2 separate regions of the Homo sapiens genome follow, and region 2 is linked to region 1. A link is an interaction called in ENCODE POLR2A ChIA-PET data of the cell type or tissue named here. Cell type or tissue: OCI-LY7. All regions are shown on one strand. Each heading gives the region's core, and the rest is flanking DNA. Links, peaks and the distances in the headings are about the cores only. Region 1 overlaps FCSK (fucose kinase). Region 2 overlaps DDX19B (DEAD-box helicase 19B).

Region 1 (10,456 bases), core at 3,220-5,719:
TGGGATTACAGGCGTGAGCCACCGTGCCTGGACTTCTTTTTTTTTGAGACAGAATCTCGCTCTGTCGCCCAGGCTGGAGTGCAGTGGTGTGATCTTGGCTCACTGCAACCTTTGCCTCCTGGGTTCAAGTGATTATTCTGACTCAGCCTCCTGAGTAGCTGGGACTACAGGCACGTGCCACCACATCTGGCTAATTTTTGTATTTTTATTAGAGACGGGGTTTCACCATATTGGCCAGGCTGGTCTCAAACTCCTGACCTCGTGATCTGCCCGCCTTGGCCTCCCAAAGTGCTGGGATTACAGATGTGAGCCACTGCGCCCAGGTGGCAGTGCAGTTCTAAGCTGCCTGCCAGAGGAGTCTGGAATTTCACAGGAATAGGTCTGTTTCAGTGTCCCAGCTGTGCTCAGTCACTGGTTGTGAGAAGGTTCGTTCAAAGCGTGGCCTCCATGTAAACAAGGTGGGAGATTCAGATCGTAGCAGCTGGGGGCGTCTGTTAGTTACACTCCCTGCTGCAGCTGACCTGAGGGTTAGACGTGCCTACGGCCATACAGTAAATTGGTGGCAAAGTTGGAGGGAGGGCTTGGTGGGCATCCTGGGAGGAGCCTTCACCCTCAAGTGCCTGGCTGGGATCTCTAGCTGGAATTTCCCCTCTGGATTTCCCTGCTGGGCTGAGTAGGGAATGGAGCAATTTCTGACAGAGGCTTTTCCTGAAGGCGTGGGTGTTGCTGAGTGGTGGTGTCCTGTCAGCCTCTTCTCTTCTGGTGGCAGCAGAGCCTGGCACTGGAATAGCCTGTGGCTGAGCTTCAGGTTTCCTGTCACTTTGGCTGGGGTGTGGGCTGACCACCAGATGTGTGCTCAGGGCGCAGCTCAGCCAGTGGTGAGCAGCTTACTTGCATGGGCTTTTCCCATGCTGAGTTTTGAGGGGTGGAGGGAGGAAATGGGGGTGCTGCTTTGTGGGACAGCAGTGGGAGCCCTGCCAGAGGTGAATGTGTGGGTACTCCTGGGGGACTCGGTCTCGGGGAGGCCAGGGGCTCAGGAGTCAGATTGGTTTTCCATCTGGCAGGAGTGCTGGCAGGTTGGGGGAGACAGGGGTGGGGGTGAAGCCAAATCTTTGGCCTTGCTTTCCCCCTACTTGCTGAGAGTGCCCTGGAGGAAGATGGCGGGCAGGTAGGGCTGCAGCCCCCGCTGGGCTGGCTGAGACCCCTGGGAAGGGAGGTCTCCAAGTGCCTGCTCCTGCAGCTCTGAGTGCATATGCGCTCCCCACAGCTGCCCCCTTCTCCGGGGAACCCCCATCAGCTTGAGGAGCCTGGGGGGTGGGGTTAGGCATTTGCTCTCGCCTTCCTTTCCCCCTTGCTTTGGGTGGCCCCAACTCTTACCCCATCCTGCTGCCCTCCCTTCCTCCTTCCTGGGCACACTCCCTGGGGAAATCACACCCATCCACATTTTGGAATGTCAGCAGACATGCTGACCACGTGACCCAGCCATCCGCCTTGGTGTCCACCTGGGGAGATGAAATCTTCTGTTCACACGAACCTATCTCCGGAGGTTCATAGCAGGACTATTCACATCTGCCAAAAACTGGAGATGGCCCAGATGCTCTTCAGTGGGTAAATGGAGAAACAGATGCGGCCCATCCATGCGAGGGATCACTGCTCCTCCGAAAAAAGGCTTGGGCCACAGATATGTACAATGACTTGGATACATCTCAGAGGCATCATGTTGGATGAAAGAAGCTAATCTCAAAAGATTATATTCCATTTTATTTGACTTTTTTTTGTTTTGTTTTGTTTTGAGGGTCTTGCTGTGTCAGCCAGGCTGGAGTGCAGTGGAGTGATCATGGCTCACTGCAGCCTTAACCTCCTGGGCTCAAGCAGTCCTCCCACCTTGGTCTTCCAAAGTGCTGGGATTATAGACGTGAGCCACTACACCTGTCCTGGCCTTTATTTTATTTTAGTTAATTAATTAGAGATAGGGTCTTATTCTGTGACCCAGGCTGGAGTGCAGTGATACAGTCATAGCCCACTACAGCCATAATCTCCCAGGCTCAAGCAGTCCTCCCACCTTAGCTTCCTGAGTAGCTGGAACTACAGGCACACGCCACCACGCCTGCCTAATTTTTGTATTTTTAGTAGTGAAGAGGTTTTGCCATGTTGGCCAGGCTGGTCTCGAACTCCTGACCTCAGGTGATCTGTCCACCTCGGCCTCCCAAAGTGCTGGAATTACAGATGTAAGCTACTATACCTGGCCTGTTCGACATTTTTTCTTTTATTTATTTATTTTTTTTGAGACGGAGTCTCCCTTTGTCGCCCAGGTTGGAGTGCAGTGGCGCGATCTTGGCCCACTGCAGCCTCCGCCTCCTGGGTTCAAGCGATTCTCCTGCTTCAGCCTCCCGAGTAGCTGGGATTACAGGCATGCCCCGCCACACCCGGCTAATTTTTGTATTTTTAGTAGAGACGGGGTTTCACCATGTTGGCCAGGCTGGTCTCCAACTCCTGACCTCAGGTGATCCCCCCACCTCAGCCTCCCAAAGTGCTAGGATTGCAGGCATGAGCCTCTGCACCCGGCCGACATTTTCTAAGTTGATGAAACTATAGCTTTAGAGAGCAAATCAGTGGTTGTCAGGGCGTAGGCGGGGAGGAGAGGTTGCATGAGGAAGTTTTTTTGAGTGTAGATGGTGATACCAACACGAATCTATACACATGTTAAAATCATAGAATTGTATATAAAATTAATTACTTTTAGTTATGATGGTTTAAAAAATAGTCACATCTACCCATATTGCTGTCTCAGGAAGCCCCTCCGCTTGGCCAGAATGGAGCAGCCGAAGGGAGTTGATTGGACAGTCATCATCCTGACCTGCCAGTACAAGGACAGTGTCCAGGTCTTTCAGAGAGGTAGGGGACTCCCCTTCCCACCTTGCCCCTAATGGAGAACCTCCCTCCCCTTCCTGGCTATGTCCCTCCAACACCAGGTGCCAGGCCAACCTGGGTTCAAACCCAGATTGCACTTCTCCCTAGCCATGTGACAGCATACGTGGCATGTCATTCCTTGTGCCTTAGTTTTCTCATCTGTAAGATGGGAGTAATATGACTTCTCTCACTAAGTTGGGTGAAGATCTAGTGGCCTCCTACATGGAAAGCTAAGTCAAGGAAGATCAAACACTGATGATCAGTAGGCTTGCTTACGTGCTTTGGGCCAGGGCAGAGAGCTGGGGGGCAGGTCCCAGTGTCTCTTCTGACCCTAGAACTGGAAGTGCGGCAGAAGCGGGAGCAGATCCCTGCTGGGACGCTGTTACTGGCCGTGGAGGACCCAGAGAAGCGTGTGGGCAGCGGAGGAGCCACCCTCAACGCCCTGCTGGTGGCTGCTGAACACCTGAGTGCCCGGGCAGGCTTCACTGTGAGTGCTCACCAGGGCCACCTCCCTGGTCTGTGTCCCTGCTGGAACCAGGTCATTTCTGAGATCCCCAGCTCCTCTGGCTCCATCGCCTTGGCCAACTCAGCATTGGTCTCAGTTTTTGTTTCTGTAAATTGGGCGGACTCATCTCTGCCTTGCCGTTCAAGTGAGGGCAGAAGGCAGGGCCAGCTTTTGCAGTGTTTTTAGAGAGTTGTAGCCAATATCTCAAAGTGAGGCTTTCTGGCTTCTCTTGAAACATTCAAAGGTCTTGCTAGCCTGGGCTGTCATCCCCATATGGCAACGAACTGTTCGCTGGACCTGAGCTGCGGCTGCCTGCTTTGGGCAGGCCATGTGAGTCAGCATCCCTGCTGGTCCCGTGTCTCCCATGCAACCAGCCACTTCACCCGGTCACCTTGTCTGCATAGCATCTTTGTGTGCAGAGTGAGGGCGAGCACAGACTTGGACATGCTCTGCAGAGGGAGATGGCACCAGCAGGGGAGGGGACCACTGTAGCTGCCATGGCGCTGACTCCCCTAAGTCACCCAGCCAGCCCCCAACTCTTGTTGCCTGTAACCTCCCCTTCAAAACAGACAGCAGAGGCCGGGCGCGGTGGCTCATGCCTTTAATCCCAGCACTTTGGGAGGCCGAGGTGGGTGGATCACCTGAGGTCAGGAGTTGGAGACCAGCCTGACCAACGTGATGAAACCCCGTCTCTACTAAAAATACAAAAATTAGCTGGGCCTGGTTGCACACACCTGTAATCCCAGCTACTCGGGAGGCTGAGGCAGGAGAGTCGCTTGAACCCAGGAGGTGGAGGTTGCAGTGAGCTGAGATCATGCCATTGCAGTGAGCTGAGATCATGCCATTGCAGTGAGCTGAGATCATGCCATTGCACTCCATTCTGGGCAACAGAGCGAGACTGCATCTCAAAAAAAAAAAAAAAAAAAAATTTAAGAGGTAGCCAGGCGTGGCAGTGCACACCTGTAGTCCCAGCTAGTTAAGAGGCTGAGGTGGGAGGCTCGCTTGAGCCCAAGAGACCAAGGCTGCAGTGAGCTGGGATCATACCACTGCACTCCAGACTGGGTGACAGAGTGAGACCCTGTCTCAAAACAACAACAACAACAGCAACAAACCAGCCAGCAAGAAGGTGGCCCAGGTGGAGGGCCCTGGGATCCCTTATCCAGGAGGGACCAGGGCTGCCCCTTGTCTGCCTGTGGCCATTGGTTTGACCTTGCCTTTTGTCCCTTGGGTACCTGAGTGGATTTGTGTTGGAGTCTCTCTCTGGATTCGAGGGTGCCATCCTCCAGGGCGTCTGCCTGAGGCCTCTGTTCACAGGGCTTTCCCACTCCTGCAGGTGGTCACATCCGATGTCCTGCACTCGGCCTGGATCCTCATTCTGCACATGGTAAATGAACTTTGGGGCAGGGGCCAAGCAGAAGGCCAGAATCCCAGTTCGTGGAGTTGAGCAGGACTTCAGGGGTGTTCTGCCACTGTGTGTGTGCAAGATGAAATCTGAAAGATTCTAAATGTCCAAAAATTGGGAAATGGCTAAATATATACCACATATTTTCCCAGCAGAATATTAGATTGAAAGGTCCATCTAGGGCCGGGCGCAGTGGCTCATGCCTGTAAATCTCAGCACTTTGGGAGGCCAAGGCGGGAGGATTGCTTGAGCCCAGGAGATCGAGACCAGCCTGGGCAACATGGTGAAACCTCATCTCTATAAGAAATACAAAAATTAGCCGCCATGGTGGTGCACACCTGTAGTCCCAGCTACTCAGGAGGCTGAGGTGGGAGGATCACTTGAGCCTGGGAGGTTGAGGCTGCAGTGAGTTATGATTACACCACTGCACTCCAGCCTGTGTGACCCTTTCTCAAAAAATAAAATTATAGGCTGGGCGCAGTGGCTCACATCTGTAAAGTGGCTCACACAGCGCTTTGGGAGGTTGAGGCGGGCAGATCACAAGGTCAGGAGTTTGAGATCAGCCTGGCCAGCATGGTGAAACTCTGTCTTTACTAAAAATACAAAAAATTAGCCAGGCATGGTGGTGCATGCCTGTAGTCCCAGCTACTTGGGAGGCTGAGGCATGAGAATTGCTTGAACCCAGGAGGCGGAGGTTGCAGTGAGCCAAGATCGCACTACTGCACTACAGCCTGGGCAACAGAGCAAGACTTAGTCTAAAAAATTGCAGTGCAATGCAATGCAATGCAATGCATAATATAAAAATATATTGTAGGAGAAAATATCAAGAGAACATTTTTTATCAGCCCTCCACTGGATGGCTTTCTGCCTGCACAGCTGATGAGGTGGCCTTGGGCTCTGTGCACTGAGGCTTCCTCACCAGTCCCCCGACTTCCAGGGTCGAGACTTCCCCTTTGATGACTGTGGCAGGGCTTTCACCTGCCTCCCCGTGGAGAACCCCGAGGCCCCCGTGGAAGCCTTGGTCTGCAACCTGGACTGCCTGCTGGACATCATGACCTATCGGGTGAGGCTGGGTGGTGGCCCGTGGTGCCTCGTCCCAGATAGAGCCACTTCCCTCCCACTGTTCCCCCAGGTATGATCTATGCTGGCTCAGCTGGGAGAAGGAATGGTTTTGAGGGTGCCTAATGTTAGTTAAGAGCTTCAAGAAGTTAGTTGTGTCTGGGGGCAGTGGCTCATGCCTATAATTTCAGCACTTTGAGAAGCCAAAGTGGGAGGATCGCTTGAGGCCAAGAGTTCATGACCAGCCTGGGCAACACAGCAAGACCCCATCTCTACAAAAAAATTTTTAAAAAATTACCTGGGCATGATGGCATGCACTTGTAGTCCCAGCTACTCAAGAGGCTGAGGCAGGAAGATCGCTTGAGCCCAGGAGTTTGAGGCTGCAGTGAGCTACGATCGCACTACTGCACTCCAGCCTGGGTGACAGTGAGACCCTGTCGCAATAACAACAAATAAGTTAGTCTTGGTCACATGGGGAAAGTTGTAAACCCAGGTCAGAGAGTGGGTGGGGGCAGACCAGGTCTTGGAGGCCCTTGTTACTTCAACAGCACAGTATCCTTGGGCAAGGAGGGGGCAGGTGAAGGCCTGGGCCAGGCACCAGCTGTGTTCTGTCTCCTTCCCCCCACAGCTGGGCCCGGGCTCCCCGCCAGGCGTGTGGGTCTGCAGCACCGACATGCTGCTGTCTGTTCCTGCAAATCCTGGTGAGCCTGAGACTACCTGGGACTGCCTTCCTTCGTCACAGCCACAGCAAGAAGCCAGCTCTGCCCTTCTTGCCCACCCTGCCTCTGGGCCTGCCCCGCTGCCCTATTAGACGGGAAGCTGGAGGGTGTGGAGAATGAAGCCTGGTGGAGGCAGGGCTTCTCCTGCTGTGCCTCAGTCTGTCTGTCTATAGGATGGACAGAAGCAGCCCTGCCCCTTCTGTCCCACAGGGCTCTGCGGAAGAACTTTGGGAGAGGAGGGTTGTCATTCTCCCAGGCGAATGTCCATTTGGCTTGGAAACCGTATTTCCCTTTTAGAGGTGCCCAGGTGCCGCAGCCCTGGGCTCTTGCTTCCACCTGGTGGGGAAATCCGTGCCTTGGGTGGAGGCCCCTGGGAGCCTCCTGACTGCCCCACCCCACAGGTATCAGCTGGGACAGCTTCCGGGGAGCCAGAGTGATCGCCCTCCCAGGGAGCCCGGCCTACGCTCAGAATCATGGCGTCTACCTAACTGACCCCCAGGTAGTGCCCCTGGGGACAGTGGAGCCGGCTGGGGCAGCCTTCCTCCTGTCAGTGGGCAGCCTCCTCCCTGTCAGTGGGCAGCCTCTCATCCTGGATTTCCTCGCATGTTCCTGAATCCAAGGAGTTTCCTCCGTGGCAGTGGCACCAGTGCTCCCTTACTCTCGCCAAAAATACATTTCACACCGACCGCCTGTCCAGTCTCTGTGCCCAGGCTCAGGGCTGCAAAGACCTTTAAAGCCTGCCCTCTGCCATCATGGAGTAGAAATCTCAGGCCCCCCCTGAGAATGCCAGCAACTGCCAGCCTTGCGTCCTCAGCTTTCCTTTGGAGAATGCCCTTGCTGCCACCTGTGGCTGTGGCCTCCTTCCAGATCCCTTCCTGCTCCCTCCGCTGATTCTGTTTCTCCCTGCACATAGGGCCTTGTTTTGGACATTTACTACCAGGGCACTGAGGCAGAGATTCAGCGGTGTGTCAGGCCTGATGGGCGGGTGCCACTGGTATGGCTGCTGGGCCCAGGTTGCGGGGCTTTGGGGACCTTATGGGACAGGGAGGGAGGGTCTGACTTCCTTCGATTCCTTCTAGAAGCCTCCAGGACAAGCTAGAGCTAGAATCTGAGGACAGGGTAGCCTTGGAATTCAGGGTCTTGTCCTGAGCCAGAAAGCCTAGAACCAGGCGGGCACGGTGGCTAACGCCTGTAATCCCAGCACTTTAGGAGGCTGAGGCGGGTGGATCAGTTGAGGTCAGGAGTTCGAGACCAGTCTGGGCAACGTGGTGAAACCCTGTCTCTACTAAATACAACAATTAGCTGAGCATGGTGGTGTGTGCCTGTAATCCCAACTACTTGAGAGGTAGAGGCTCGAGAATCGCTTGAACCCAGGAGGCGGAGGTTGCGGTGAGCAGAGATCGTGCCACTGCACTTCAGCCAGGGTGACAGAGCGAGACTCTGAATCAATCCCCTGCCCGCTGTAAAACAAAACAAAGCAAACCTCAAAAACTCAAACGAAAAAAGAAAGCCTAGAACCAGAATGTGAGCAAGTTAGGGAGTGCGGTTGGGAGGAGGCCTAGAGCCAGACTCCGGGAATGCTTCCATCATGAGGGGCAAGGATTGGAGAGGCATGGAGATCTGGGAGTGGACCATGGCGAGGGTGGAGAACTGGGTTCAGGAGAAGGCCTGACAGTTGAGGGTGTCCCAGAAGGTGTCTTGGTGGGAGCTACCCCAAGTAAGCCTGGAGTCTGGCTGCTGGAGTGGTCAGAAGGTGACACTCCCTGCCTGGTATGGCACTCAGCTTCATGTGGCCCATCTGCATGTGCCCTCCCTGACTTGTACCAGGGCCTGGTCCAGGGCCCTCCATCTCTGATCCTTTTGGGGTCCCTTCCAGGTCTCTGGGGTTGTCTTCTTCTCTGTGGAGACTGCCGAGCGCCTCCTAGCCACCCACGTGAGCCCGCCCCTGGATGCCTGCACCTACCTAGGCTTGGACTCCGGAGCCCGGCCTGTCCAGGTGACTGGGGGAGGGCAGCTAGGTGGGGCCTGGCTTGGGGGCGAGGCACTGTGTGACCTCAGGCCAGCCACTTCCCCTCTCTGGGGCAGAGTCTCCGCAGACGGGACTGCCCTGGTTCAGCCTCAGAACTTGGGGGCTGAACCCCTGCCATGCCAATAGCTGTGCTTCTTCCCCTTCCCCTAGCTGTCTCTGTTTTTTGACATTCTCCACTGCATGGCTGAGAACGTGACCAGGGAGGACTTCCTGGTGGGGAGGCCCCCAGAGTTGGGGCAAGGCGATGCAGATGTAGCGGGTTATCTGCAGAGCGCCCGGGCCCAGCTGTGGAGGGAGCTTCGCGATCAGCCCCTTACCATGGGTGGGTACTGCCTCTCAGCTCCCTGGGGTGGGGAGACCATGGGAGTGAGGACCCCAAGAATGGAGCTGCTCACTGCATGCTGGGCCAGGCAGCCCAGCACAGGGACTGGGCAGTTCTCCTGTCCTGTGCCAGAGCCCCCCACTGAGCTACCTCCTTCCCCTTCTTGTCTTCCTTTTGTCTCATTCCTGGGCTCTCCCAGCCTGTCCACTTTTGTTTCTGTTTTTTTTTGTTTGTTTGTTTTGTTTTTTGAGACGGACTCTCTCTTTGTCGCCCCGGCTAGAGTGAGGTGGTGCGATCTCAGCTCACTGCAACCTCCGCCTCCTGGGTTCAAGCAATTCTCCTGCCTCAGCCTCCTGCGTACCTGGGATAATAGCCATGCATCATCACACTTGGCTAATTTTTCTATTTTTAGTTGGTCAGGCTGGTCTTGAACTCCTGGCCTCAGGTGACCCGCCTGCCTTGGCCTCCCGAAGTGCTGGGCTTACAGGCATGAGCCACCATGCCCGGCCCTAACCTGTCTGCTTTCTTTTTTTTTTTTTGAGACAGAGTATGGCTCTGTTGCCCAGGCTGGAGTGCAGTGGCGTAATTTCGGCTCACTGCAACCTCTGCGTCTCAGGTTCAAGCGATTCTCCTGCCTCAGCTGCCTGAGTAGCTGGGATTACAGGTGCGTGGCACCATGCCTGGCTAATTTTTGTATTTTTAGTAAAGATGGGATTTCACCATGTTGGTCAGGCTGGTCTCGAACTCCTGACCTCGTGATCTGCCTGCCTCGGCCTCCCAAAGTGCTGGGATTACAGGCGTGAGCCACTGTGCCCGGCCAACCTGTCTACTTTCTAGCTGTGTTGTGTGGCTTTGGGCAGGTTCCTGACTCAGCTTCCCCTAACAGGCTCATGGCCACACCTGCCCCCATGTGTCTCTGCTGCTGGGAGGCAGCCTGGCCCCTGAGTCGCAGCAGGCATGGGGTTGGGTTCAGTACTTATGTCTTTACAGCCTATGTCTCCAGCGGCAGCTACAGCTACATGACCTCCTCAGCCAGTGAGTTCCTGCTCAGCCTCACACTCCCCGGGGCTCCTGGGGCCCAGATTGTGCACTCCCAGGTGGAGGTGAGACCTCCCTGCCCCTCCGGTGCCTGCTGGTTGTCTGGGGTCAGGTGGGATGTGGATTCCCGGGAAGAAAATAGCCGGCACTTGGAACAGATGACCCGAGTGCAGGTGTTACCCTGGTTTACACATGAAGTGCTGGAGGCTCAGAGAGGCTAAGTAACTTGCCTAAGGCCACAGAGCCAGTAAGTGGCCAACTCAGGATTCTGCATTGAGCTTGCCTGATTGAGAAGCTAAAGGAGACCTTTATTTGGGGTCTGCCTGGGGTGACAGTGGTGGGCCTGGGTCAGTGCCGTGCTGCTGAGGAAGGGGACAGGTAGGGTTCAGAGGTGGCCCCCAGGGTGGCAAGGTTGGGCGTAGTTGGACAGGTGGGATGGAAATAGGTCTCAGGCTGGGGCCAAGGCAGGTCC
Region 2 (12,720 bases), core at 9,184-11,683, 140 kb before region 1:
TTCTAGTGTCATAGAATTTGAATTGTCTCAACTGTTGGGTATGGGATGCGATTTTGAATGATGGCCACTTTGTGTCTATAAAGGTGCTGTTGTCAAGACCAATGCCAATGCAGAGAAGACAGATGAAGAAGAGAAAGGTAACACAGCCGTGGAGCTTTATATAATAACAAGCTTCTACATTCTAAGAAAGTGGATTGTTATGAGGCTTCATTTTTATACCCAGTTTGGCTTGACTTTAATAGGCGATACAGTGCTAGCATAAAGGTTCAATATAGGGGCCGGGCACGGTGGCTTACACCTGTAATCCCAGCACTTTGGGAGGCCGAGGTGGGCAGATCACGAGGTCAGGAGATCGAGACCATCCTGGCTAACACGGTGAAAACCCGTCTCCACTAAAAATACAAAAAAAAAAAAAAAAATTAGCCGGGCATGGTGGCAGACGCCTGTAGTCCCAGCTACTTGGGATGCTGAGGCAGAAGAATGGCATGAACCCGGGAAGCAGAGCTTGCCATGAGCCGAGATCGAGCCACTGCACTCTAGCCTGGGCGAAAGAGCGAGACTCTGTCTCAAAAAAAAAAAAAAAAAAAAGTTCAATATAAATAGTCAGTAGGTGAAGGAGTTCTAATGGTTTACGTTTAGAGAAATTTTACATTTAACAACTGAACAGTTGAATAGGGCATTATAAAAAATTTTCAGTTGCATCTCTATTGTCCAGTAAAATTAAGCTTAATGTTATTTTGACACATTTGACATGGATGACGAGACCAACTTGTCCAATATTAAGGTACAGACTTTGTTAATTCCTGTTTTTTTTTTTATTGTTGTGATTGCTACATTAATTACTTTAGGTTTATATATAGTACAAATTGGGGAGTAAATATGTGGGTCTGGATAGGAGGAATAGATAACTGCAGGAAAAGAGGGCTGTTAGAATAGAGTCTGGAAAAGAATATGAGGCCTAAATGGGTGATGTATCATAACTTTTTTCTTTAATAAAACTATTTTAATTTATAAGTCAAAACTATGACGTACCTTGAATTTGAATGTTCAGTACATTATTATTTAAAATACAAATGGCAGTTGAATTAGAGTAAACGCCTGGTAGGTTTCAAGGACTTTTTAAAATTCTTTGCTTTCTTTTTCCTGACAGAGGACAGAGCTGCCCAGTCCTTACTCAACAAGCTGATCAGAAGCAACCTTGTTGATAACACAAACCAAGTGGAAGTCCTGCAGCGGGATCCAAACTCCCCTCTGTACTCGGTGAAGTCTTTTGAAGAGCTTCGGCTGTGAGTATTTATTCACCTTCTGACTCTTCCCCTTTGCACTGAAATAGAGATCCTAGGTCTGTTATAGATATCTTTTGACCACAACAGAGCAGTTTTAGCTAACCAAGTTTTTTTTTTTTTTTCGAGACAGAGTCTCACTCTGTTGCCCAGGCTGGAGTGCAGTAGCGCGATCTCGGCTCACTGCAACCTCCGCCTCCTGGGTTCGAGTGATTCTCCTGCCTCAGCCTCCCAAGTAGCTGAGATTACAGGTGCACACCACCACGCCTGGCTACTTTTTGTATTTGTAGTAGAGATGGGGTTTCACTATGTTGGCCAGGCTGATCTTGATCTCCTGAACTCATGATCCACTTGCCTCGGCCTCCCAAAGCGCTGAGATTACAGGCATGAGCCACCGCACCCAGCTGCTAACCAAGTTTTATAAAAGAATTTAGCTGGGTGCCGTAGTGCACACCTGTAATCCCAGCACTTTTGGAGGCCAAGGTGAGAGGATCACTTGAGGCCAGGAGTTGCAGACCAGCCTGGGCAACATAGCGAGACCAGACTCCATCTAAAAAATATACATAAATACTGTAGATGCTTTGGGATATTTAGTAAAATTTCCAGATGATGGATAAAAGCTTTAGCTGTACTAACATGTATTCAGTTCACCACAGCTCAATTATTGTTGATTACAAACTATGTGTAGGCCAGGCATAGTGGCTCATGCCTGTAATCCCAGCACTTTGAGAGGCTAAGGCCGGCAGACCACTTGAGGTCAGGAGTTCAAGACCAGCGTGGCCAACATGGTGAAACCCTGTCTCTACTGAAAATACAAAAATTAGTCCAGGCACGGTGGCTCACGCCTGTAATCCCAGGACTTTGGGAGGCTGAGGCAGGTAGATCACGAGGTCCAGAGATTGAGATCATCCTGGCTAACATGGTGAAACCCCATCTCTACTAAAAATACAAAAAAAATTAGCAGGGCATGTTGGCGGGTGCCTGTAGTACCAGGTACTCAGGAGGTTGAGGTAGGAGAATGGCGTGAACCTGGGAGACGGAGGTTGCAGTGAGCCGAGATCGCGCCACTGCACTCCAGCCTGGGTGACAGAGCGAGACTCTGTCTCAAAAAAAAAAAAAAAAAAAAAAAATTAGCGGGGCATGGTGCCATGTACCTGTAATCCCAGCTATTCGCGAGGCTGAGGCACGAGAATTGCTTGAACCCGGAAGGTGGATGTTGCAGTGAGCCGAGACTGCACCTTTGCACTGCAGCCTGGGCAATAGATCGAGACTCTGCTCAAAAACAAACAAACAAAAAACTATGTGTAAACAGTAAAAGAGAAAAATCCTCCAGATATTTTGCTGCTTTCCTCAACCAAAGAGACTGTGACTTTCATCTTTAACTGTTTTTCTAGGAAACCACAGCTTCTCCAAGGAGTCTATGCCATGGGTTTCAATCGTCCATCCAAGATACAAGAGAACGCATTGCCACTGATGCTTGCTGAGCCGTATGTGTCCTATTACAACTCCATTTCATTTTAGATTTTCTATTTTTGAAAACTATTATTATTTTCACAGGCCAGCAAGGTGGCTTATGCCTATAATCCCAGCAACCTGAGAGGCAAGGCAGGAGGATCGTTTCAGGCCAGGAGTTCAAGACCAGCCTGGGCGATGTAGCAAGACCCTGTCTCAACAAAAAAAAAAACGTTATAAACTTGGCCAGGCATGGTGGCATGCAGCTGTAGTCCCAGCTACTCAGGAGGCTGAGGCAGGAGGATCACTTGAGCCCAGGAGTTTGAGGTTGCAGTGAACCATGATCATACCATTGTACTCCATTCTGGGCAACAAAGAAAGACCCTGTCTCGAAAGAGAAAAAGAGGAGGCTGAGGCACAAGATTTGCTTGAACCCGGGAGGCAGAGGTTGCAGTGAGCCGAGATCATGTCACTGCACTCCAGCCTGGGTGACAGAGCGAGACTTTGTCTCAAAAAAAAAAAAAAAAAAGTCAAGGGGGCCAGGTGCAGTGGCTCATGCCTGTAATCCCAACACTTTGGGAGGCCAAGGCAGGAGGATCTCTTGAGGTCAAGTGTTCGAGACCAGCCTGGCCAACATGATGAAACCCGACTCTACTAAAAAAATACAAAAGTTAGCCAGGTGTCATGGTGTGCTCCTGTAGTCCCAGCTACTCGGGAAGCTGAGGCACGAGAATCGCTTGAACCCCGGAGGTGGAGGCTACAGGGAGCTGAGATCACACCAGTGCACTCCAGCCTGGGCAACAGAGTGAGACTCCATCTCAAAAATGCAAAAAAAAAAAAGAAAAGAAAAAAAATCATCTGTAATCTCCCTCTCCCCACATTATTAACATTTTGGAGTGGAGACTTCTAGACTTTTCTCTATGTAAACATATAACTTTTAAAAAAGTTGACATATATGACCGGGGTGGTGGCTCATGCCTATAATCCCAGCACTTTGGGAGGCCGAGGCAGGTGGATCACCTGACGTCAGGAGTTTGAGACCAGGCTGACCAACATGGCTAAACCCTGTCTCTACTAAAAATACAAAAAAAAAATTAGCTGGTGTGGTGGCAGGCGCCTGTAAACCCAGCTACTTGGGAGGCTGAGGCAGGAGAATCGGTTGAACCTGGGAGGCAGGGGTTACAGTGAGCTGAGATCATGCCATTGCACTCCAGCCTGGGCAACAAAAGCAAAACTCCATCTCAAAAAAAAAAAAAAAAGTTGACATATGGCCGGGAGCAGTGGCTCATGCCTGTAATCCCAGCACTTTGGGAGGCCTAGCCAGGTGGATCACAAGCTCCGGAGATCGAGACCATCCTGGCTAACACGGTGAAACCCCATCTCTACTAAAAATACAAAAAATTAGCTGGGCGTGGTGGTGGGCGCCTGTGGTCCCAGCTACATGGGAGGCTGAGGCAGGAGAATGGCATGAACCTGGGAGGCGGAGCTTGCAGTGAGCCGAGATCACGCCACTGCACTCCAGCCTGGGCAACAGAGCGAGACTCCATCTCAAACAAACAAACAAAAAAAGGTGACATATAAATAATGTTTTACATGCTGTGTTTTTTAATTATATGATCATCTTCCTATGTTGGTAAATATAAGTTTATATCGTATATGCACCATGATTTCATTGTATTGATATATAAAAGCTATTGTGTCAAATATAATAGAAGCCAAACAGCTCTAGGAGACCTGAATAATACAGTTACTAAGGTGGTTTCCTGGTGCAGGGCATCTCCCACTTTCATAGGCATACAAATCTCATAGACATTTATTAAAATGCAGGGTCTGAATTTAGTAGGTCTAAGTGGGGACTGAGTGTCAACATTTCTAATAAGCTTGCAGGTGATGCTGATGCTGCTGGTTTCAGATCACATTCTGAGTACAAGATTCTAGAGCATGATGGAATTTTAATACAGATTGATCCTATATTTTATATGATTATATACAATTCTGCATATAATGCTAAATTCTGAATCTCTTTTTTTTTTTTGTCTAAAAATAGATATTTTAGGGCAAGTGTGGTGGCTCATGCCTGTAATCCCAATACTTTGAGAGGCCGAGGCAGGCAGATCGCTTGAGCCCAGGAGTTCGAGACCAGCCTGGGCAACATGGTGAGACCCTGTCTCTACTATAAATATAAAAAAGTAGCCAAGTATGGTGGCATGTGCCTGTAGTCCTAGCTACTAGGGAGGCTGAAGTAGGAGGATAACCTGAGCCCAGAAGATTGAGGCTACAGTGAGCAAAGATTGTGCCACTGCCCTCCAGCCTGAGCAAGAGTGAGACCCTGTCTCAAAAAATCATAAATAAAAATAAAAATAGATATTTTAGGTCTGTACTTTCTCAAAGTTTTTTGTTCTGTGTCATAACAGTGACATTTTCTCCAGATGGATAGTGTCTTTTTTTAAGCTTGGCACTTTGAGCATGCTTAGGGTAAATAAATGGAGTATTTATTACATGGTTTCATACTGATTGATCATTTATATTTGTGGATCTAATATTTTTGTAGATGCTAACTTTTTTTTTTTCTGGGAGATAAGGTCTCACTCTGTCACCTAGGCAGGAGTACAGCAGTGTAGTCATAGCTCACTGCACCCTGAGCACCTGGACATAAGCAATCCTCCTGCCTCAGCCTCCCAGGTAGCTAGGACTACAGGCACGTGCTGCCATGCCTGGCTAAGTTTCTTTATTTAATAGAGATGGGGTCTTGCTATGTTGCCCAGACTGGTCTTAATCTCGTGGCCTCAAGCAATCCTCCCACCTTGGCCTCCCCCAGTTTTTTTTTTTTTTTTTTGAGACAGGGTCTCACTCTGTTATCCAGGCTAGGTGCACTGGCACCATCTTGGCTCACTGCAACCTCTGCCTCCTGGGCGTAAGCAATCCTCCCACCTCGGCCTCCCACCCAAGTAGCGGGGGCCACAGGTGCAAGCCACCATGCCTGGCTAATTTTTATACAATTTTTTTTTTTTTGAGACAGAGTCTCGCTCTGTAGCCCAGGCTGGAGTGCAGTGGCGTGATCTTGGCTCACTGTAACCACCACCTCCCAGGTCCTGGATCAAGTAATTCTCCTGCCTCAGCCTCCGGAGTAGCTGGGATTACAGGCACGCTCCACCATGCCCAGCTAATTTTTTTTTTGTATTTTTAGTAGAGATGGGGTTTCACCATGTTGGCCAGGCTGGTCTTGAACTCCTGACCTCGTGATCCAGCCGCCTTGGCCTCCCAAAGTGCTGAGATTACAGGCGTGAGCCATCGTGCCCGGCCTAATTTTTATATTTTTATCAGAGACAGAGTTGTGCTATGTTGCCCAGGCTGGTCTCAAACCCCCCAAAGTGTTGGGATTACAGGTATGAGGCACCACACTAGGCTTTTTTTTTTTTTTTTTTTGAGACGGAGTTTCGCTCTTGTTGCCCAGGCTGGAGTGCAATGGCGCGATCTCGGTTCACCGCAATCTCTGCCTTCCAGGTTCAAGCGATTCTCCTGCCTCCACCTCCCAAGTAGCTGGGATTACAGGCATGTGCCACCATGCCTGGCTAATTTTGTATTTTTAGTAGAGATGGGGTTTCTCCATGTTAATCAGGCTGGTCTCGAACTCCCAACCTCAGGTGATCCGCCTGCCTCAGCCTCCCAAAGTGCTGGGATCACAGGCGTGAGCCACTGCGCCCGGCCTTCAGGCTTTTTTTTGTTTTGTTTTGGGGTTTTCTTTTGGTGGAGATGGGGTCTTACTTTGTTGCCCAGACTTGTCTTGAACTCCTACGCTCAAGCACGCTTCCCACCTTGCCTTCCCAAAGTGCTAGGGTTACAGGCATGAGCCATTGGGCCTAGCCAAGAAGCTCATTTTTAGATTGACAGTATTAGAAGAGACCAGCATTATTACTAGAATTATCTACTACCTTTCATCATTAACAAATATTTATTGAGTGCCTGTTATATAACAGATACTATGCTAGGCACTTGGATACATTAGTCAACAACGCAGACCAAAATTCCTGCCCACAAGGAGCTTATGTTCTAGTTTGAAATATAGCTAATTCATTTTTATTAAAATATAACAGGTGATAAATTACAAACATTAATGCCACTGAATAGTACACTTAAAAGTGGGTAAAAGGGCAAATTTTATGACATATATTTTTTACTTCAAATAAAAATAAATTTTGGCCAGGCGTGGTGGCTCACGCCTGTAATCCCAGCCCTTTGGGAGGCCGAGGCAGGCAGATCATTTGAGGTCAGGAGTTCGAGACCAGGCTGGCCAACATGGTGAAACCCCATCTCTACTAAAAATACAAAAAATTAGCTGGGCATGGTGGCACGTGCCTGTAATCCCAGCTACTCGGGAGGCTGAGGCAAAAGAATCGCTTGAACCTGGGAGACGGAGGTTGCAGTGAGCTGAGATCGCGCCATTGGACTCCAGCCTGGGCGACAGAGTGAGATTCCGTCTCAAAAAAAAAAAAAATTAATAATAAATTTTGGCCAGGCATAGTGGCTCATGCCTGTTATCCCAGCAATTTGGGAGGCCAAGGCAGGCAGATGGCTTGAGCCCAGGAGTTTGAGACCAGCCTGGGCAGCACAGTAAGACCTCATCTGTATTAAAGGGCAAAATTAAAAAAGAAATTAAATATACAACACTTTATTCTAACTACAAGGGGCAACAGATGTTTTGACAGGGAATCTAGATGTTTAAACAGAAATAGAATCAAGAGTTACCGGTGTGGCGGCTGGGCGCAGTGGCTTACAACTGTAATCCCAGGACTCTGGAATGCTGAAGTGGGCGGATCACTTGAGGTCAGGAGTTCAAGACCAGCCTGGCCAACATGGCGAAACCCATCTCTACAAAAAAAACACAAAAATAGCCATGCATGGTGGTGCATACCAGTCCCAGCTACTCAGGAGGCTGAGGCTCCGGAATTGCTTGGAATCCGCATAGTGGCGGTTGCAGTGAACTGAGATTGTGCCACTGCACTCCAGTCTGGGCGACAAAGTGAGACCTTGTCTCAAAAAAAAAAAAAAAAAAAAAAAGGCCGGGCGTGGTGGCTCACGACTGTAATCCCAACACTTTGGGAGGCCCAAGGCAAGTGGATCACCTGAGGTCAGCAGTTCACCAGCCTGGCCAACATGGTGAAACCCCATCTCTACTAAAAATACAAAAATTAGCCAGACGTGGTGGCAGGCATCTGTAATCCCAGCTACTCTGGAGGCTGGGGCAGAAGAATTGCTTGAACCTGGGAGGCAGAGGCTGCAGTGAGCTCAGATCGCGCCTTTGCACTCCAGCTCGGTGACAACAGTGAAACTCCGTTGCAAAAAAAAAAAAAAAAAAAAAAAGTCCCCATAAGGAACAGCTTACTTTTGCCAGATTTTAAAATTCCACCTGTGGCCGGGGGCCCTCCCCATGGTTTCACTTTTAGTTCATGTTTCTTCTGTTTGTTTGTTTGTTTTTTCCCCTGCCGGAAGACCTCATTTTCCTCGTCCATATCTTTGGCCTGCTGCGGCTGCTCCGTTTTTTGTTTTTTGTTTTTTTGAGACAGGGTCTTGCTCTGTCACCAGGGCTGGAGTACAGTGGTGCAGTCTCAGCTCACTGCAGCCTGCAACCTCCACCCTCCACCTCCTGGGCTCAAGAGATCCTCACATGTCAGCCTCCCAGGTAGCTGGGACTTCAGGTATGTACCACCATGTCCAGCTAATGTTTGTATCTTTTGTAGAGAAAGGGTTTCGGTATTTTGCCCAGGCTGGTCTCAAACTCCTAGGCTCAAGAAATCACCCACCTCAACCTCCCGAAGTGCTGAGATTGCAGGCATGAGCCACTGCACCTGACCTTGCCTGCTTTTTTTCTTTTTTCTTTTTTTTTTTTTGACACTGAGTCTCGCTCTATCACCCAGGCTGGAGTACAGTGGCGCGATCTCGGCTCACTGCAACCTCTGCCTCGTGGGTTCAAGCGATTCTCCTGCCTCAGCCTCCCAAGGAGCTGGGACTACAGGCGCCCACCACCATGCCTGGCTAATTTTTGTATTTTTAGTAGAGTCAGGGTTTTACCATGTTGGCCAGGCTGGTCTCAAATTCCTGACCTCGAATGATCCACCCACCTCGGCCTCCCAAAGTTCTGGGATTGCAGGCATGAGCCACCGCGCCTGGCCTTGCCTGCTTCTTGAGCTGCTTCTTGCCACCTTCAAGGCAAGACTTGGTTCTTGCCACTCTTACCCCCTACCCTGCTACCAAAACCTACATCTTGTTTTTTTTAGGCATTTCAAGGTAGATTACACTTTTAAATCAAGTGGTTAAGGTAGGATCTCCTGAAGTAGATATCTGGGCAAAGACTTGAAGGAGAGAAGGGAGTTAGCATGTTATCTGGGGACAGTTGTCCCAAGCAGAGCACAGCCAAGGCAGAAGCCCTAAGACAAGAGCATGACTGGCATGTTCTCTGAGCAGTACTAGGGCCCTGTGGTGGAACGAAGTAAGGGAGAGAGAGTAGTAGGAAATGAGAGCTGAGGTGTAATGGGGAGCAGATCATGCAGGACCTGTATGCCATTATGAGGGTTTCAACTTGTACTCTGAATGAAACGAGGAATTATTGGAAGGTCTTTGGGCAGAGAAGTAATGTGAGCTGACTCACATTTTAAGAATCAGTAGGCCAACTGCAGTGACTCACACCTATAATCCCAGCACTTTGGGAGGCTGAGGCAAGAGGATCACTTGAGCCCAGGAGGTTGAGGCTGCAGTGAGCCAAGATTGTGCCACTGCACTCCAGCCTGGTCAACAGAGTGAGACCTAATCTCAAAAAAAAAAAAAAAAAAAAAAAAAAGAAGAAGATGTGGAGTGCTTCAAATCCCACCAGAAAATCTTATTTCTATAGTGCCCTGTTCTTGTGAAGCTAGCATATGTAACTCTGCTACATAATCCAAGGTCTCCTATAAATGAATTTTTAATACTCATTTTTTTAAACTTTGTTAACTAAAAGGTTGAGATTTAAGCTCCTAACTAGTTTGTTTCTTGCGCAGCCCACAGAACTTAATTGCCCAATCTCAGTCTGGTACTGGTAAAACAGCTGCCTTCGTGCTGGCCATGCTTAGCCAAGTAGAACCTGCAAACAAATACCCCCAGGTAAGGATTTATGAATTTAGGTTTTCTACTAATGCATAGATAGAAGGGGATTTCCATTTGATGGATTAAAAGACAAGCTATGGGCTGGGTGCAGTGGCTCATGCCTGTAATCCCAGCACTTTGGGAGGCCGAGGTGGGCGGATCACCTGAGGTCAGGAGTTCTAGACCAGCCTGGCCAACATGGTGAAACCCTGTCTCTACTAAAAATAAAAAATTAGCTGGGCCTGGTGGCATGTGCCTGTAATCCCAGCTACTTGGGAAACTGAGGCAAGAGAATCATTTGAACCCGGGAGGCGGAGGTTGCAGTGAGCTGAGATCGCACCATTGCACTCCAGCCTGGGCAAAAAGAACGAAACTCTGTCTCAAAAAAATAAAATAAAAGCCAAGCTATGCATTACTTTTTACACAAACTGAAACTCCTTAAATTGAGCACAAATAATACGGGATATCTTCCAATGGCAATAAAAATCCTGTTTCCTTTTTCCATGGTGTGCCAGTTCTGGGATGCTTCTTACAGGCTTGGCTCCTTTACTTGCAGGAAAACCTGTTTCATCAGCAACTGCCATCCATTAGAAAGTTCTGAGAGCTTTCTGAGTAAACGAAAAGAAAGCTAATGCCAATTGGAACTTTAGATCCTTGCTCATGGGTGGGTTTTTGTATTGCAGTGGCCAGTATCTGTTTTCAAGTGTCTTTACCCAGCCAGAGTTCTGACCCCTAAGAATTCTAGCTTATGACTCTGTAGCTTAAAGAATCAAATGGTGTACATTTTAATGTACATATTCTTTCCTTCAGCTTCAGCTGGAGGAGTGGCTAAGTACTAATGGTAATTCCCCTTTGCAAAAGAGCTATTGTCTTGAATTTGCACTCTGCATTCTTTTCCTGCCAGTGTCTATGTCTCTCCCCAACGTATGAGCTCGCCCTCCAAACAGGAAAAGTGATTGAACAAATGGGCAAATTTTACCCTGAACTGAAGCTAGCTTATGCTGTTCGAGGCAATAAATGTGAGTATGTGAATTTGGTCCTAAATCATCAACCTAATTCTTTTTATTTTGAAATATTTCAAAACCCACCCAATAGTTGAAATAATACAATAAACACATGTATGTTCTCCAGCTAGATTCAAAAACTTAACATTTTGCCATATTTGCTTTACATAAATGTATACATTTTTGTCAAACCATTTGAAAGTAAACTGCAGACATGCACCTCATGAGGACATTCTTTGCCATACCTATGGATACCCTTTTATCACAACCAGGAAAATTAACAGATTTCCTAGAATAACTAATACCAGTCCATTTTTATTCCTCCCCAGCTGTTCCCAAAGTCTTCCTTTATAGCTGTTTGGTTTTTCGACCAAGATCAAGTTAGCGTTTATACGTTGCGTTTGGTTGTTGTACTTGTTTCTTTCAATCTAGAATTGTACCCCTACCTTTTTCTCTCCCTATTATATTTAACATTTTGCACAGACCAGACTAGTTGCTTTTCAAATATTCTACATTCTGGCCGGGCGCGGTGGCTCACGCCTGTAATCCCAGCCCTTTGGGAGGCCGAGGCGGGCAGCAGATCACGAGATCAGGAGATTGAGACCATCCTAGCTATCATGGTGAAACCCCGTATCTAATAAAAATACAAAAAAATTAGCCAGGCGTGGTGGCGGGCACCTGTAGTCCCAGCTACTTGCGAGGCTGAGGCAGGAGAATGGTGTGAACCTGGGAGGCAGAGCTAGCAGTGAGCTGAAATAGCGCCACTGCACTCGAGCCTGGGCGACAGAGCGAGACTCCGTCTCAAAACAAGCAAACAAACAAAAAACAAACAAACAAAAATTCTACATTCTAGATTTGTTTATTTTTATTTATTTATTTTAGAAACAGAGTCTTGCTCTGTCACTCAGGCTGGAGTACAGTGGCATGATCTTGGCTCACTGCAACCTCTGCCCTCCGGGTTCAAGTGATTCTCCTGCCTCAGACTCCCAAGTAGCTGGGATTACAGGTGCCTGCCACCATGGCTGGCTAATTTTGTATTTTTAGTACAGATGGGGTTTCACCACGTTGGCCAGGCTGGTCTCAAACTCTTGACCTCAGGTTATCCATCTGCCTCGGCCTCCCAAAGTGCTGAGATTATAGGTGTGAGCCACTGTGCCCAGACTTCTTTCTTTTTTTTTTGAGAGAGAGTCTCGCCCTGTCGCCCAGGCTGGAGAGCAGTGGCACAGTCTTGGCTCACTGCAAGCTCTGCCTCTGGGGTTCACACCATTCTCCTGCCTCAGCCTCCTGAGTAGCTGGGACTACAGGCGCCCACCACTACGCCCAGCTAATTTTTTGTATTTTTAGTAGAGACGGGGTTTCACTGTGTTAGCCAGGATGGTCTCTATCTGCTGACCTCGTGATCCTCCCGCCTTGGCCTCCCAAAGTGCTGGGATTACAGGCGTGAGCCACTGCGCCTGGCCGCCTTCTTTTTTTTATTTTGAGACAGTTTCGCTAGGTCACCTAGGCTGGAGTTCTGACTCCAGGCACGAGCCACCGTGCCTGGCCACACCCAGCTAATTTTCTAAAAATTTTTTTTGTAGGCCAAACATGGTGGCTCATGCCTGTAATCCCAGCACTTTAGCAGGCCGAGGTGGGTGGATCACGAGGTCAGGAGATAGAGACCATCCTGGCCAACATGGTGAAACCCCATCTCTACTAAACATAGAAAAATTAGCCAGGTGTGGTGGCATGTGCCTGTCGTCCCAGCTACTCAGGAGGCTGAGGCAGGAGAATCACTTGAACCCGGGAGGTGGAGGTTGCAGTGAGCCAAGATCGTGCCACTGCACTCCAGCCTGGGCGATAGAGCAAGACTCTGTCTCAAAACA

The links. ChIA-PET counts read pairs that join two places held together with the same protein. Peaks named below come from ENCODE experiments on the same cell type or tissue, not always from the same donor. Only the 100,000 strongest peaks of a DNase experiment are listed, where the experiment ranks them.
Region 2: POLR2A ChIA-PET joins it to region 1 with 16 read pairs; 4 of 35 experiments call an interaction of 5 or more read pairs at or near these places.

Annotation. Positions count from the first base shown.
Region 1 is chr16:70,460,378-70,470,833 of GRCh38, forward strand. It overlaps FCSK (fucose kinase), which reads left to right. Exons shown (of 24, transcript NM_145059.3): 2 at 2,792-2,895; 3 at 3,246-3,397; 4 at 4,749-4,799; 5 at 5,755-5,880; 6 at 6,505-6,577; 7 at 6,997-7,094; 8 at 7,509-7,589; 9 at 8,472-8,591; 10 at 8,775-8,946; 11 at 9,937-10,049. The coding sequence starts at 2,814. Among named protein-coding and RNA genes, the nearest start is that of FCSK, 11 kb to the left of the region's middle. RefSeq lists enhancers at 6,039-6,540, 6,541-7,040, 10,453-10,456. In OCI-LY7, for the core only: no CTCF peak of the experiment used is centred there; a DNase peak (open chromatin) is centred at 4,384; H3K4me3 peaks cover 373 bases; H3K27ac peaks cover 493 bases.
Region 2 is chr16:70,314,819-70,327,538 of GRCh38, forward strand. DDX19B (DEAD-box helicase 19B) reads left to right here. Exons shown (of 12, transcript NM_007242.7): 3 at 84-137; 4 at 1,151-1,286; 5 at 2,678-2,770; 6 at 9,767-9,869; 7 at 10,756-10,870. It overlaps DDX19A-DT (DDX19A divergent transcript), which reads right to left. Exons shown (of 5, transcript NR_039997.1): 4 at 2,438-2,555; 5 at 822-1,324. Among named protein-coding and RNA genes, the nearest start is that of DDX19B, 22 kb to the left of the region's middle. In OCI-LY7, for the core only: no CTCF peak of the experiment used is centred there; no DNase peak of the experiment used is centred there.